Linked DNA regions of Homo sapiens: region 1 is linked to region 2. A link is a loop called in an ENCODE intact Hi-C map of the cell type or tissue named here. Cell type or tissue: PC-9. All regions are shown on one strand. Each heading gives the region's core, and the rest is flanking DNA. Links, peaks and the distances in the headings are about the cores only. Region 1 overlaps DST (dystonin). Region 2 overlaps DST (dystonin).

The links. Peaks named below come from ENCODE experiments on the same cell type or tissue, not always from the same donor. Only the 100,000 strongest peaks of a DNase experiment are listed, where the experiment ranks them.
Region 1: it touches region 2 in a loop (9-fold over the local background); 1 of 110 quality-filtered maps calls a loop at or near these places.

The regions. Positions count from the first base shown.
Region 1 is chr6:56,728,612-56,733,018 of GRCh38, forward strand. All of the region lies in intron 5 of DST (dystonin), which reads right to left. Among named protein-coding and RNA genes, the nearest start is that of DST-AS1, 110 kb to the right of the region's middle. In PC-9, for the core only: no CTCF peak of the experiment used is centred there; a DNase peak (open chromatin) is centred at 2,180; H3K27ac peaks cover 3,718 bases.
Region 2 is chr6:56,807,089-56,811,495 of GRCh38, forward strand. The region is part of intron 4 of DST (dystonin); the gene reads right to left. Among named protein-coding and RNA genes, the nearest start is that of DST-AS1, 35 kb to the right of the region's middle. In PC-9, for the core only: no CTCF peak of the experiment used is centred there; a DNase peak (open chromatin) is centred at 2,163; H3K27ac peaks cover 2,662 bases.

The DNA.
Region 1 (4,407 bases), core at 234-4,233, 79 kb before region 2:
GTTGCAGTGAGCTGAGATCACGCCACTGCACTCCAGCACGGGTGACAGAGCCAGACTCTGTCTCAAAAAAAATAATTAATTAAATAAACAAATAAAGCAGGTTAAAGAGACATGACACCTAAATGCAATACCTGACCCTGAACTGGTCCTTGCCCTCGGGGAAGAGAGGATGATGTAAAAGATCAACAAACAAGACTGAAATACAGACATTAAAATATTATACCAATATAAATTTATGAAGTTGCTAACTGTGTGGTCCAAAACAGAATAACCCTATTCTTAGGAAATACATACTGAAGTATTTAGAGGTAAAGGATTATGGTATATATAACTTACCCTCAAGTGGTTCAGATAAAAAAAGTACACACACACACACACACACACACACACACACACACACACGACTGGGGAAGGGAGAATAATAAAGCAAACTAGGTAAAACATTAACAAGAGCTCAATCTGGGTAAACAGTCTATCAGTGTTCCTTGTACTACTTTATTTTTGCAACTTTTTAAAGTTTAAAATATTTCCAAGTGAGTTCGATAAGGCTAAAGTTTAGGAACTACTAACATAAATCTAAGGTCTGGGGAAAAAAGTCTTATTTGTAGGTTTTAAGAACCCAAAGCAATACACTCTACCAAGCAGTATTTTTCATTAGCCCTTTATAAAGTTGATGCTTCAAAAATTCCCCTATTTTGGCTGGGGGCAGTGGCTCACGCCTGTAATCCCAGCAGTTTGGGAGGCTGAGGCGGGCAGACCACCTCAGGTTAGGAGTTCGAGACCAGCCTGACCAACATGAAGAAACCCCGTCTCTACTAAAAATACAAAATTAGCTGGGCGTGGTGGCACATGCCTGTAATCCCAGCTACCTGGGAGGCTGAGGCAGGAGAATCACTTGAACCCAGGAGGCGGAGATTGCGGGGAGGCAGAGGTTGCGGTGAGCCGAGATCGCACCATTGCACTCCAGCCTGGGCGACAAGAGCAAAACTCCATCTCAAAAAAAAAAAAAAAAAAATTCCCCTATTTAATCTGAGCCCACAGATGTGAAATTATTCTCGATCACTTTGCAATGGTCAAAACCACAGAGGAAATAGAGCTTTTTTTTCTGTTCTCTAAAAGATACCACTGTGTTCTCAGCTTGAGGATTTATATTATCTTCCCGCCACCAAATCAGAAAATAAAGAACAGTGTGATTGATTTGGTGGAGTCATGAAGTCACTGACTTCACTATGTGGGCAAAGAATATCTGCGCCATGAGTAAATTAAGCTTTCCAAAGTCGTGATGGAACAGTGATAAAATCTGTGATAGTCAGTTGGGTGTCTCCCATGCAGTAACCAAGTAGATGACTAACAAACAGAGTGTGTCCAACAATGGCATCCAGGGCCTCTTCCTCTCCAAATGCATTTATGTGTCAATAAATTAAAGTTTACAAAAAGAAAAAATATTTAGACCAAATATCCTCTTTCAAATGTGAAGGAATAAATTTAAAATATAGCTGATCAGTATTGAAGAATATATTTCCACCATAAATTGCCAATTAGATGGATCCTATGCAAGGAAACCACATTATATAGACTTCTCTGGACTCCAATCTTCCCCTAAAAATCATTTATCCCCTTAAACTACTCCTCCTAAACACAGTCTCTCATGGCTCAAGTTCTAATTCCAGGCCCAAGTAAGTGATTAAAGGGAGTCTTCTAATGATAGCTGTTAACATACTTCAGAAAATAAAGTCCTTCCTTCTTTCTCTGTCCCCCACCCCATTCCCCGAGAAAAGCAAAAGCTAAATCAGTACTTAACTCATAGGTGCCATTTCTCATATTGTTGTCCTATGAATTTCTAGACAGCAAATTGCACATGATGAGTAACAACAAGTAGTTATATAAAACCCTCTAATATAAAGAGGGAGTACCTAGTGTCATAGGTAGAAGAGGCAGAAATAAATGTTGTAAATGACAAAAGAATGTCATCAATTTTATATTTTGGAACAATTCTCCAGGTAAAATTTAGCTAACTGAAGACACAGGTATTTCCAATAACAACCAGCTCTTACTCTAGTTCTGCAGTTTAAATTATGCTAAAGAATAATATATAAATGTTCCTGACACCAGTAATTTACCTAGAAACCATGATTTGCAAGGTAAATAATCTGTGTGTTAACTGCACTTTATTCTTAAAAGTATTCTGAAGAATGATGAATCAAAAGGAAAACATTCTTAATAGAACAATCAGTTTCAAGGGCAGGCTTAGTCATACAACTGAACTACCGGAACACTAAAATTTAAATACATCTGGAAAAAAGCCACGGATGTCTGCTCACCAACAAATACAAGTTTTAATTAATTAGCCGATTTGCTTTAAACAAATGTAATTTTAGCCTGAAAAATACAAAATAAGGCCATATTAACTTTTTTCTGGAGAAAAGGTTACATTTTAAAAGTCCTCAGGGCCCATCCTCAAGCAGCCTTGGCCCAGGGCTGGGGTGTGCAGGGCACCAGGATGCCAGTGGGAAAGCGAGATGGAGCAGCAGTGGTTGAAGGCCAGGCTGAGGGCTAGGTGTCATCCACTGAGACTAAACAGAGTTTAGTGTTATCTGCTGGACTGTTGAGTGAAAAATATTCTCTGACCTGATCCTGAATTTTCCTTGATAATCAAAAGATTAAGAAACAGGGTCACACCACGTTACCCAGACTGGACTCAAGAGACTCTCCCACTTCAGTCTTCCAAGTAACTGGGACTACAGGTGTGCACCACTGTGCCTGGCCCAGAATTGTTTTCTTCATTTCATTTTTGGATTGTTCTTTGCAAGTGTATAGAAACACAATAGTTTGTTAAATACTGATATTGTATGCTTCAACCTTACTGAACTCATTTATTCATTCTGGTAGTTATTATGCTAGGTTCCTTGAGATTTTCTTTAAACAAGATGCTATCATCTGCAAATAGAGATGGTTTTACCTCTTCCTACTCAGTGAAACCATCAATAAGAGATTGATGTGTTTCATCTCATTTTCTGGCCTAATGCTCCTGATTCTTTTTAATGTTGTATTTCGCTGTTTGGATGTATCATAATTATTTTTACCAATCTCTTATTGATGAACATGTAGGTCATTTCCAACCTCTTGCAGTTATAACAGTGCTGCAATAAATAACCTATTACATACAGTCATAGAGTAATATTTCTCAAACTTTTTGGTCTCAGGATTACTTTACCTTTTTATACATAAGTTGCAAGTTTGGGCTTAGAAAGAATTTAATAATCATGAAAATTTTGTTTTCTTATAAAGTTGCTTTAATATTTGACATTGTTACCCTATCTAGATATTTTAAATGATATAATAAAACAAATGATGTCACAAATCAAATATTTAACTTTTTAAACAATAATATTTTTAGAGATTGCTTTTTTCTGGATAAACAAGGACTTTTAAAACAAAGAACTAAAAATCTTGAAATTTTTAATCAGGTTTCATGTTCCTAATTTTAATGGGTTCTAGTTCACAAGTGCTAGTTAATTCTTCACTAATCAGCCAGATGAAAGTGGAGATCGAAAAGGACCCTCTTCTAAGGAAGCAGCATATGCAAAGCTTAAAGATAAATGAGACCATGGTTTGAAAATATAGAGTGGCATACACTTGGTTAAAAGCAATTTGATCATCACAACAATTTGGCCTAAACAGCCATTTGGTTGAAAAGGAATATCCCCCAGTTATGGCTTTTTTTCAAGTATCGCTAATTTTGGTACATCATGGGTTGTTTTTCAAGCTTCTGTGCCAGAGTTTTCAGGAAAACTTTTTCTAATAATTGCTTTTGTGTTTCTAACTGATTTTCCAGAAACATTTATAATTTTGACTTTTTTCCTTTTAATGAGCATGCTTTTGAAATAAGCAAAAAACAACAAAAGAAACTGTATCGAAGAGCAAAAAAATCCTCACCAAATATTTTAAGAAGAAAATATTTATGCACATAAATGTAACAGTAACTTATACAATCATTTAAAAGCTCCACAATGTTTACTTTTGCCAGTTATATAAACTTTTAAAAATTGACCACGCCAGTATCAACCCTGAGCACTGTGTATATGCTTTTTTATAGCTACATAAATCACAACTTCCTAAGTCACAAAAATTAGCAAATAGTTGAAACAATAAGTTAAGAAAAGTAAACACAACCCCACATCCAAGGGGAACCTGCTGGGATCTGCAACCTATTGCAGTGCTCAAAGAAGTCAAACACTGGACACAGCGTCTCATTTGAATTCATATTCTCATTTCACGACTTCAAGTGCAGCTCTACCAGTAGCAGCTGTGGCAAGTTTCCCCTACTTTTAAACGAGGGAACAGAACCAGAAGATTTTGAAGATGCCCTCCAAGTGTGACTCTAAGTAAAACTAACTTTGAGGTCCA
Region 2 (4,407 bases), core at 308-4,307:
CCCCCAGGCTGGAGTGCAGTGGCACAATCTCAGCTCACTGCAACCTCCGCTTCCCAGGCTCAAGCAGTCCCCCCATGTCAGCCTCCCAAGTAGCCTGGACTAGAGGTGTGTGTTTTTTGTAGAGACAGGGTTTTGCCATGTTGTCCAGATTGGTCTTGAACTCCTGGGCTCAAGCGATCCACCCACCTTGGCTTCCCAAAGTGTTGTGATTACAGGTGTGAGCCACTGCATCCAGCCTCCCAACTGATCTTTAGACTCAACACAATTACAATCAAAATCATGGCAAACATTTTTATAGAAACTGATAAACTGATTTAAAAATTTACATGGAAATATAAAGGAACAGACTAGCCAAAACAATTACGTAAAAGGACAAACTGGGACTCACATTACCTGATTGCAACATTTAAAGCTATCATCATCAAGATGGTGTGGTAATGGCATAAAATTAAACACACGGGTCAATGGAACTGAACAGGGTCCAGACAGACCTAGCAATATAGGGTCAACAGATTCTTCCCAGAGGTGCCAAGTTAATTCAACGGAAGAAAGGACAGTTTTTTCAACAAATAGTGCTGGAAAAACTAGACATTCATACGTAACTAGCATATTACCTAGCATCATACACAAAAGTTAATTCAAAACAGACCACAGTCCTAAATGTAAGGGACAAAACTATAAAACTTCTAGAAAAAAATGTAGCTGCATATCTTTATAATCTTGAGTTAGGCAACAACTTCTTAGACATGTCATCAAAAGCATGAACCACAAAAGAAAAAAATTGGTAGGCTGGACTTCATCCCAATAAAAATTTTTTGCTGGTCAAAACATAATTCCTATTACTTCCAATTCCAGGCATACTATGGCTTCTCATACAGATTTTCTGATAGAAAAAAATGTACTAGTCTTCTATCCAACATGAATGTCCAAACCACTTGGCTGTTGAATTCTTTTCACTATACGTTAATAAACAAGTTCTGGTTTAAACATCAGGCACCTTGGAGTTTGTTTACCTAGAAAGGGTGAGTCTCCCTGGGCTAAGAACCAGACCCTGAGCTATGACGTCATCCAAGTAACACCCCATGACTTCTGGCCCACCTACCCAAGCCCTAACAAAGTCCACAACTGTTTGTTATAGTTTCTTTTGAAAAACAGTACTTTGTTTAAAAAAAAAAAACCAACTGAGATTGTCCGTGCTGCTACTTTTTTCTCAAAAATACAAAAGTCTATAGGAATCGTTTATATTTGCTATTAAATACTCCAGCAATAAAGTTTGAGGACAAAAAGCGTTGAGAGACATGAAACATGAAAAGTTTGAAATAAAAACAAACCACAGTAATAATAAAACTTAATGCAGTGGGAAAAAAATGTAAAATTCATGTTTTCCATTCTTATTTTTTAAATCATGGAGAAGAAAGGGTAAAAAATGATTTACCATTTATCTAATATGTTGTAATTGTTTCCTAAATGAAAATAATAAAATTATCCACAATTGAGCTAACCCAACATTCCTTTAATAAAGAAGACTACGGATGTGGCTACTTAGATTCAGCATAAAATATCATTCTATTTACTTTTTGCTATTCAAATTAAATTTGATTTCCCACAACTAGTAAGATGTATTCTACAATTTGTTTTCCTGCAGTAAGATTCAATTGAGAGGTTAAAATAAATGAACCAGTGAAACTTTTATAATCAGCAGATGGAGCACAAGCTAATAATAGAAACTAGACAACATTTCCTCCCACCTGCTGGTATTCTGTGTTTATCAGTCAGTGATAACTTCAGTAATTTGTGAATAATGGCTAGTGGGCAAATTTGTTGCATGAGTCTGGTGTAAGTCTGGTTTATATTGGACTGCCTAATGTGAATCCCACAGTGCGGTGCAGCCTTCCTCATCACCCACACTGCCCTCCATGGTCATCTGTAATGTCAAATCACTCAGCATCTGATGGCAAAGGGAACAGCTGGGAGGCAGGATTGTGTGAGGACTCTACACTATTGACTCACTCCTCTCAAACCTCCCCACCTTCTCTTGAAAGGCACTCATCCCTCTTCTGCCCTGTGATCTGCTTCTTGGTGCTCTCCCTTAAGCCTCCAAGATACTACCGCACCCCAAATTCTTTCTCTGTCTCCCACTCCAAAGTCAATCTCATCAGTCACAAAGTATTCAAGGAATGGGTCTGGTATCAGGGAACAAATCTCAACTGCCCCTCCCCGAGTGAGGCATAACTTCTGAATGCTCCAATCATCTTTTTCTGTCAGGGCATCAGTCAGGGTGCTAGCTAGAGTCTCAGGGGTATACAAATCTTTCAAACACTATTAAACAATCTTATTTCACAACCTAACCATTTGAGTGGTAGCATAAATTAAATTTAATAATGAATATTGCCATCTTATGATGATTATATTCTTATATAGTCAAACATTAGAAACCAAAGAAATTAGAGCCTGCAATATACTATCTCTCATAGTTCTACCTGAAAGAAAAAATGTAAAGCATTAAAATATTTAATAAATTTTTGGCTGATGCCTGCACACATTTAATTTAATCTCCCACCTTCCACATAGATCATTGATAAAATCATAGTAAACGTAACCATTCATGATTCATTCTGTGGCAAGATACTCAATAAAGCTTAATTATGTTTACCACCTTGAACTAGAACAAGAAAAGAAACTGATATATTTTAGACAGATTTTCAATCACAAGGGTATAACTTTTAAATAAACTTCTTTCTGCTTCATTTTCCCCTAAGAAATTATATGAACAACTTAAATTTTGATATGCAAATTTTTAGGAATTTTAAATATAGCATTTTTACCTATCAGTATTACTTTATTATTTTTGTCTCCTAGTAGCACTAAACGTGTTGGCCTATAGAAAATAAAAGGATGACAACCCGTACTTTCAGTAAACAGTTAAAGAGCAAATTTTAGTTATAATATATTTATGGGCCAGGTAAAGTGGCTCACACCTGTAATCCCAGCACTTTGGGAGGCCAAGGCAGAAGGACTGCTTGAAGCCAGAAGTTCGAGACCAGCTTGGACAACATAGCAAGACCCCACCTCTATAAAAAATTAGCCAGGCATGGTGGCACGTTCCAGCTACTTGGAAGGCTGAGATGAAAAGATCGCTTGAGCCCAGGAGTTCAAAGCTGCAGTGAGCTATGACTGTGCCACTGCATTCCAGCTTGGGTGATAGAGCAAGACTCCCATCTCTTAAAAATATATGTATTATATCTACACACAACATGATACCACCCCTTCCAGAAATGGCAGCATTTTATAGTAATACACTGAGACTATGTCAGTTATTCATAACATACCCAAGTATAAACATCTGAATTCTAAGGAGTTTCTTGTTCAACCATGTGTAAAAGTTCATAAATTCTATGTTAAAAATCTTATGTTCCTACCTTTTAAGAACCTAATAATTTGCAAATCCCCTTCTGAAATATGTGATCATATTTGCAAATCCTCTTCTGAAATATGTGGTATGTAATGTTAAAGCAGTGAGGGACATCAGATGTAACATAATGCAAACTACACACCACATACACTAAACACCCACCACCCCTACCAAAATTAAAAGGCAAATGATTTGCTCAGGGTCTCACAGGGAAAAAAAAAAAAGGCAGTATCAGGGTAACTCCAGGTATCCTGACTCCAAATGTGTTTTATTCCTCCTGCTACATCATGTCATCTTCATTAAGAAGAACAAGATACAGCCTCCTTTCAGGCTGGAACACCTCAGGTTTTCAAGGAGTTCTGACCAGCAAAAAACCTGGGAGAAAAAAGTAGAATGGGAAGCTGGGTATGGTGACTCTTGCTTGAAATCCCAGCACTTTGGGAGGCAGAGGCAGGAGGATCGTTTGAGCCCAGGAGTTCAAGACCAGCCTGGGCAACATAGTGAGACCCCCCATCTCTACAAAAACTACAAAATTTAGCCAGGCATGGTGGCATGCACCTGTAGTCCCAGCTACTTGGGAGGCTGAGGTGGGAGGATCACTTGAGCCTGGAAGGTAGAGGCTGCAGTGACCTGTGATTGTGCCACTGCACTCCAGCCTAGGCGACAGAGCAAGACCCTGTCTCAAAAAAAAAAAAAAAAAAAAAAAAAAAAGGTAGGATGGGGAGCATGTTCCCAGCCCCAACCTGAGAGACGAAGCAGGAAGTACTGGGTCCCTGACAGTAGAGAAAGGAGTAAGCCAGGAAAGTCTCTCAGCTGACACCAGGGAGGGATCCAGAGAAAAGCCAGGTCCTCTCCCCCTGCTACCAGAAGGAAATGGGCCATGGACCCAGCTCTGGATTTTCTGAATGGAATGAAGTAAAACGTCAGGATGCTATAGCATCATCAATATTATGCCTTGGTTTCCTAACAGAACATGTTAAGGAAATGTGCTATTA